Linked DNA regions of Homo sapiens: regions 1 and 2 are each linked to region 3. Evidence: chromatin loops called from intact Hi-C (ENCODE). Cell type or tissue: heart left ventricle. All regions are shown on one strand.

Region 1 (2,500 bases), 220 kb after region 3:
ATTATTTCCTTAGTTTCCTGCAAGTCACCTTCCTGATGATAAAAATGTCACCTTTTTAGTGAGGCCTTCCTTGACCACATTACTGCCCTTGCTGCATACTTCCTATTCTCTTTCTCTGTTTAATTTTTCTTTTTATTACTCATCACCAACGCACTATGCGTTTTAGTTGTTTATTTTTAATCCCCACTAGAATGTACATTCCATGAAGGCAGAGATTTTTGTGTTTTATTCACTATTGTCGCCCCAGTGCTGAGAACAGTGTCTGGTACAGAGTAGGAGCTTAATAAATGTGATGATTGGAGGGCTGCATAAATAAGCGACCACACCCTGAGAAAAGGAAGGGGCGGTCCAGCCAGACCCCTCTGGGTACTGAGACACCCCGACTGATTCCCTGTCTTGGAGGAAATGTACCGCCTGACCTGGAGGGGACGACAGTGTCAGGACCTTCAGCCAAACTCTGCTCTGTGTTGAGGGGCACACCCCCACCCCTGCCGTCAATCTCTCACCACTTACCATCTTCCACACGAAAAAACCAAAGCATCTCTTCCAGCAGCTCCTGGGGTACCACAGTACCGGCTGGGTCTCCGGGAGCCCCCTCACTGTGCTCCATGCCCCTGCTCCTGGTAGCGTGTGCAACGAGGTCCTTAGACCCCTTAGCCCCAGCAGCCCTCCTGGCCTCCTCGGTTCTGGCCCCTGGGCAGAGAAGCCGTGAAGACCCCTGGAAACAAAGCAGACAGCATGACTGGATATCCCACCCGAGTTTGATCTCCCTCTGTGCCCAAATCCAGATCTCCTCTGGCCCAAAGTTATGGGACAAAAACGACCCGAACGAACCCAGGAGCACGTGGAGCCTGGAGGGGCAGAGACTGGAAGTGGGAGTGACTCAAATATTTATTAAAAGCCATCGCATGTGTGGAGGAGCACTGTTCTGGGAGTGAGGAGGACTGAGCCACTGGCGAGTTCTGGGACCCTTGCAAAGGACATCTCGGGTCTTCGCCTGCCTGTTCAGCGTCCGCACCTGGCTTCTACGAGCCCACAGCGCGCCCACGCGTTGCCATAGCAACTTGTCCCTTGGGTGTCATGCGGTAGCCAATCACAGGCCTGTGTTTCCCCACATGTCAAAGGCTGGGCCTATCACGCCTCTCTCCTGGGGATTGGCACGCCTACGACACAGAGAGGAGAAAAGGGAAAAGTGCCGGAGGGAAAGGCAGCTGCCGGCTCCTGATGCTGAGAGGGCACCCCCTGCCCCGACCCCGAGAGCTTTTTTTTTCTTTTTCTTTTTTTTTTGGACAAGTTAGCAGAATTGGTTTCTGTTATTTGCAAGGGAAGAACTTGAATCCATGCTCTCTGGATAAATCCCTTACTTCGTGTAGGCCTATTTCCATCCCAACTATTAATAATAAACTGAACCTCAGTCAATCTCAAAACAGTCAGACATTTTGACGTCTTCTTGTACTAACTGCATTATTACTACTTAATATAAAATTTTCTAGCATCCATACTTTACAAAACAAAAAGAAATAGGTAAAATTAATTTTGACAACATATATTATTCAGGCCAATATTAAAATTGTTAAGTTATTTCGCTTTTTTTTTTTTTTTTTTGAGACGGAGTCTCACTCTGTCGCCCAGGCTGGAGTGCAGTGGCACGATCTCTGCTCACTGCAACCTCCGCCTCCCAGGTTCAAGCGATTCTCCTGTCTCAGCCTCCTAAGTAGCTGGAATTACAGGCGCATGTCACTACCGCCCCACTAATTTTTGTATTTTTAGTAGAGATGGGGTTTCACCATGTTGGCCAGGCTGGTCTCGAACTCTTGACCTCAGGTGATCCACCCGCCTTGGCCTCCCAAAGTACTGGGATTACAGGAGTGAGCCACCGCGCCTGACCCAATAACACATTTTTTTAAAAGGACACGCATTAAACACATTAAGCTGTGTCTTGGGGAGGAGGAGGAAGGGAGTAGGAATGGAGATAAACGTAACTAAAATAAAACAAGAGAAGTGTTTTGAACAGATCAATTATAAAACATGCCATAGGGCACCAAGAAAAAAAGTGTACAGGGAGGATCGAAGCATTCTCAGGTCCCCTCACACTCTGTCACTGCCTTAGGTGCTCAACAATCTCAGCCCCAAATAGCCTTTGGACACTTAGCCAGGGGCATTCAAAAACAGCTAGATGGCAAACAGCCAGACAGAAAATTGGAGTATCAACAAAAGGACTAGCTTTACATCAGAGTTTCCTCTAGCACTAAATGCTCTGAGAAAACTAAAAAGGCATATCTACAAATTGCAAGGGAAAATATTTTGACACAAATACAATACTGACTTAAGCTTTTCATATGTGAATGATCATTCATATGCCAAGGTGGAGATGGAAGTCAGGGAGAAAAAAAGACCTTTCTTAGACTTTTTTTTTTTTCTTTTTTTTTCTTTTGAGACGGAGTCTTGCTCTGTCGCCCAGGCTGGAGTGCAGTGACGTGATCTCAGCTCACTGCAACCT
Region 2 (2,500 bases), 220 kb after region 3:
CTGCCTCTGCCCTGGTTTTATTATTTGCTTTTATGATGAGCTTGAATCTGCAACTTTGTCATTGTGAGGGCTTGAATAATGAATTTTCACAAACACAAACCCCAGGAGCCCTGAGAACTCTGCCAACCACAGGCTTCTGGAGTCACCTCTGTGGTCTAACCCTTCAGTCCAAACGACTGCTTCTCTCTAGAGCTGATCCCACAAGCCAGAGCTGTGGGTGGCCTGTTTCCTGCCCCAGGGACCCACGATGGGGTAGAGAAGAGATGGGGCTGGGAATGGCCTGCTTCCTCCAGCCACAGGCAGGGTCTAGCATAGGGGATTTGGAGTAGCTTCTTACCCTTACCCTCATCCCAAAATTCTGGCCTGGGTGACATCAGCTACCATTTATTGAGCACTGACTCTGTGCCAGGTACTGTGCTAAGCACTTGAAACAAATTGTCTTTCGTAATCCTAACAACCCTGAGAGGCAGAGGGCAGTAACCCACTGTACTGATAAGAACGCTGAGACTCAGAGAGGTGAAGATGACCCCAGGCCACCCAGCTAGTCCATGGGGCGCTGGGTGTAGGAGCTGGTCTGCCTGACTTGGCACAGCCTGCTCCTAACTCCCTGCCTCACACTGCTTCCTCACCAGGCAAGTCACCAAGGCAGAGGGTGTGGCTTTGGCAGGCAGGTTTGGGTGCCTGTTTTTCGAGGTCTCTGCCTGTCTGGACTTTGAGCACGTGCAGCATGTCTTCCACGAGGCAGTGCGAGAGGCACGGCGGGAGCTGGAGAAGAGCCCCCTGACCCGGCCCCTCTTCATCTCCGAGGAGAGGGCCCTGCCCCACCAGGCCCCGCTCACCGCGCGGCATGGGCTGGCCAGCTGCACCTTCAACACGCTCTCCACCATCAACCTGAAGGAGATGCCCACTGTGGCCCAGGCCAAGCTGGTCACCGTGAAGTCATCCCGGGCCCAGAGCAAGCGCAAGGCGCCTACCCTGACTCTCCTGAAGGGCTTCAAGATCTTCTGAGGCCCCCTCCCCAGGAAGCCTAGGCTCGGTGGCTGGACAGGACTGCAGCAGGACAGGGACTGGCTTCTCACCACCAGCCTTTCCGTCTGATGGACAGCAGACCCCGCCTCCAGCACCAAGCAGTGTCCCTACACTCAATTCACTGTGTGAGCTGGAGTGGCAGGCAGGGATGCTGCTTCTGTTCCCTCCAGGCCTTGGTCTTCATGGTAACCACCGCGTCTGTGGCCGTAGAGGGAAACAGCCACTGTGACAACCCAGAGACCTGGGGTCAGCCTTAAGTAGGAAGAAATTGCAGTGTCTATCCTGCTGCCATCAGCCCTTCCTGCTCCAGCTACAGTTGGGCCAGCTGTGGCCTTAGTGGATGGTCTGGGTGGATGGCTCTGTCAATGTCAGGCCCGAGAACAGCCTGCGGAATGACAGCCTGGGGTCCTTGTGCCACCTGGTGGACGGGAAAGGCAGGGCGGCTGCAGTTTCAGAGGCCAGAGCCTGGCCCTCCTGTCATCTGCTGACTTCACAGAAGGCCCAGGCTACAAACCCCACAGTTTATCCAAGGAAAATCTAGTTAAAATAATCCAATGGACAGAAGCCCCAGGAAGGGGTATTTCCAACACTTGGCGTCTCAATGAGGATAAAAGGGAGGGACTGTAGGTTGTCCAGCATAAGGAGCCCCAGAGTTCTTTCACCAGCAGACAGATTCTCCATGTGTTTTCCCACTGTTAAGGACTCTGTCCAAAGAACCTCAGCATCAGCTCCCTCAAGCTTAATGATCCAGGCTGCAGAAGAAAGTTGTCACTCCAGTGAGTTACCCAGGGCTCCAGGGAGCCCACAGCAGCATCAGACCCATCCAGGGGCTACAGGGCCTGCCCCCCTGCAGGTAGAAACACAGTATACCCGTTTGTCATCTGGTTTGGCAGGACCCAGGACCCTCAGCAATGAGTCTGAGTGTTCAAAGCCCACTTTAGAACCTAAAGCATTTTGGGTTAATAAAGCAAAATTTTGCTTATGTTATTTGGTGGTGTCACCGCAGCTTATACCAAGACACCATGGCTCAGACATGGGATCAGGACACACCTTTGAGATCCCACTGTTAGCAAGAAAAGGCTGTCCAAGGCAGGCAGTGTGGTAGTTGTCTGATTTTGTTTACCACACGCCAGGTCCCAGGGAAGTCTTGCACAGACTCTTAGCAGACAAGCAGGGAAAAGAGAGGGTCCTGGTGGGTGGAAGGATTGGGAAGGGGATTCTGGGCCTGGAAGCCTGCTCCTTCCCCTCTCAGCCGTCTCAGGACTACTGTTGGATTGCAAACAGCATCTCTGACCCAGTCTTCGGACTCATTCTGTAAATGGAGGAGCTGAGGTCAGAGGGGGGCTGTGAACTACTCAAGACCACATGCTTGCAGTCCTACAGGCTTCCCGACCCACAGGCCAGCTACGGATTTTGCACTTTTGCTCCAGGCCACTTGTGTGTGTATGTGTGTGTGTACCACTGCCATCTG
Region 3 (2,500 bases):
GCCATACTTGGAAGGGAGAACTGGGGCAATGGGCTTTAGGGGCTTAGAGGAGAGAGTGGTCTCTTGGATCAGAAGTGCCTGGGTAGTAGAGGTGGGGGAAGGGGTATTCTTGGAACAAGACATGCTCCTGAATAGAACCAGTCTGTGATGGGGAGGGGATGGTAAGGGGTTGAGATTAGGCTAGAGGTGTTTAAATGCCATGCTGGAGAGGTTTGACCTCTAGTCAGTCATAACTTCTGAGCAAAAGCTACAGATACTTTGTTGCTATCTGTTAGTCCAAGTCCCCAGTCCCTTATCAGAAATCCTGGCACTGAATATGTTTCAGGATTCCGATTCTTCCTGATTTTAGAATGGTAAATAATGTGCTGCAATGACAACTAGGCTGAGTCCTATCACAGGTCCCACGGGACATCAGCCTAAATCCAAAGGCTCTAGGACTGATGACAGCTTTCAGCAGCACAGCATTAGGCACTGTGTTTCTGTGGAAGTCCTTGCAGTGGTCCACATAGAGGTCCAAGAGCTAGTCTTTGCCCCCAAAAGTGAAAACTTGGGAGTAAAGAGATGAGATCCACATGGGGTGGGTGCAGGAACTGCTCTGGCCTAAGTGAAGCTCCATTTTCCTCAGAGGCTGGTCTCACTCATGAGAATGTCATCAACAAAGCTTCCAGTGTTCCAACAAAACATTGTCACACTCTGGGAAACCCAAAGTTATGCATTCCCCATTTACAGTTCCTCCCAGGCCAGATGCCGTGTACCATGCTGGGTCATTTTTACCTTAAGCAGTGTTGCCTGATTACGTATGTAGTTGTCATACTACCTTTATCCAGTCTCCAGGGGAACAACTTAACAGAAGTTAACTAATTCTCACACAGAAAGGAAAAGGCTTTGTAATGTAGCGCTTTACCCACATGTGCATGTATCATGTATTCAGTCACACCTCCAGTGGGTGGCATGCCATACTCATGGCATGTTAATATTCCTGCAGCAGAATGCACTGATACTAACAGGAAGGGGATAGGTAAAGATTAAACCTCACATCAGCTCAGGTCAGGTTTGGTACCCAAAGAGTTTAAAAAAAAACAAACCACCAAGGCTGGGCATGGTGGTTCACGCCTGTAATCCCAGCACTTTGGAAGGCCGAGGCAGGGGGATCACTTGAGGTCAGGAGCTCGAGACCAGGCTGGCCAACATGGTGAAACCCCATCTCTACCAAAAAATATGAAAAGTAGCCAGGCGTGGTGGCGTGCGCTTGTAGTCCCAGCTACTCGGGAGGCTGAGGTGGGAGAATTGCTTGAACCTAGGAGGCAGAGGCTGCAGTGAGCCAAGATCATGCCACTGCTCTCCAGCCTGGGCGACAGAGTGAGACCCTGTCTCAAAAACAAAACAAAAACCCACCAAAAAAAAAACCTTTCAGATTTTAGAGCTTGTAAAGTTTAGTATTATTTGGAAAGGGGATTGTAGACCTGTGAATTTCCTCTCAGGAGATCCCTTGAGACGTGCAACAAGTGAACGTTGCCTGCCTTCCCACTAGAGGGCCCCTGATTATCACTGTGTCCGGGATCCTTGCTAATGGAAGTTCTTCCGTCGCTTCAGCTTGCAGATGCCAGCAAGTTACCTAACCTGAAAGAACTTCTCCAGTCCTCCGGAGACAACCACAAACGGGCCTGGGACCTGGTGAGCTGGATTTTATCCTCAAAGGTCCTGACAATCCACAGTGCAGGGAAGGCAGAGGTGAGACTTTGGTCCGTAGCATCACAGATTTTAGGGGCCTAAGGGCTCTAGGACAGCACTGAATCCAGTGGCTCTGAGACTTCCCTGTGTACCAGTGACCTGGGCAGCTTGAGAATGCAGAGTCCTGGTCCTCACCTTTAGACTTTCTAGTTCTGTGTCTGGAGTCAGGCCCAGGAGCTTTCCCACTGGCTGTACAAAGCTGAATTCTGTCTCATCTCAGCTGTGTGACCTTGAGTAGGTACCAGGTGCATTTCAGTCCCTCCGCTTCCTCATCTATAAAATGGGGATGATAATAGTATACTTCCATCAGGCACTGACTATGAGAATTGAATGAATTTTCACACTTTGAAAATGCCTAAGGGCACATACTAAGGGCTCAGTATGTGTTGGGATTCACTTTATTTAACAAGCACTGCTGGTAATTCTGATTAGGGTGACCCTGACCATACCTTAAGAAACTCTGACCTAGTTCAGTTATCAGGAGATGGAGAGGCAGAACTCAAAGGAGTGGAAAACCTCATGCTCTGGGTTCAAATCCCATTTCTATCGAAAAGGGCCTCCTTTTTTCCATTTATAAATTGAGATGCTGATAGTTACCTCAAAGTGGGGCACTGATAAAATGTGTGTCACCCCCCCAGCACAGTTTCTGGCACAAGTCAGACATTCCATAATTTGGTTTACCTTGCCTGGCTGGGGTCTCCCAGGGACAGGCTGGATAACAAGGACCAGGGTGTAGGACTTGATTCCTGCTCTGGTGCTCTTCCTTTAC

Evidence for each region. Hi-C counts contacts between places; a loop is a spot of excess contacts. Peaks named below come from ENCODE experiments on the same cell type or tissue, not always from the same donor. Only the 100,000 strongest peaks of a DNase experiment are listed, where the experiment ranks them.
Region 1: a loop joins it to region 3, with 2.5 times the contacts of the local background. A loop is called at or near these places in 34 of 110 quality-filtered maps.
Region 2: a loop joins it to region 3, with 3 times the contacts of the local background. A loop is called at or near these places in 20 of 110 quality-filtered maps.

Annotation. Positions count from the first base shown.
Region 1 is chr15:65,048,115-65,050,614 of GRCh38, reverse strand. It overlaps SLC51B (SLC51 subunit beta), which reads right to left. Exons shown (of 4, transcript NM_178859.4): 2 at 514-718. The coding sequence starts at 610. It also overlaps a transcript of RASL12 not described here. Among named protein-coding and RNA genes, the nearest start is that of SLC51B, 4.0 kb to the right of the region's middle. In heart left ventricle, no CTCF peak of the experiment used is centred here; a DNase peak (open chromatin) is centred at 1,084; H3K4me3 peaks cover 710 bases.
Region 2 is chr15:65,053,407-65,055,906 of GRCh38, reverse strand. RASL12 (RAS like family 12) reads left to right here. Exons shown (of 5, transcript NM_016563.4): 5 at 633-2,500. The coding sequence ends at 1,008. Among named protein-coding and RNA genes, the nearest start is that of SLC51B, 9.3 kb to the right of the region's middle. RefSeq lists enhancers at 474-974, 975-1,475. In heart left ventricle, a CTCF peak has its summit at 1,447 (motif pointing left); DNase peaks (open chromatin) are centred at 586, 846 and 1,426; H3K27ac peaks cover 314 bases.
Region 3 is chr15:65,270,166-65,272,665 of GRCh38, reverse strand. PARP16 (poly(ADP-ribose) polymerase family member 16) reads left to right here. Exons shown (of 6, transcript NM_001316943.2): 2 at 1,594-1,731. Among named protein-coding and RNA genes, the nearest start is that of SNORA24B, 14 kb to the left of the region's middle. In heart left ventricle, a CTCF peak has its summit at 1,522 (motif pointing right); no DNase peak of the experiment used is centred here.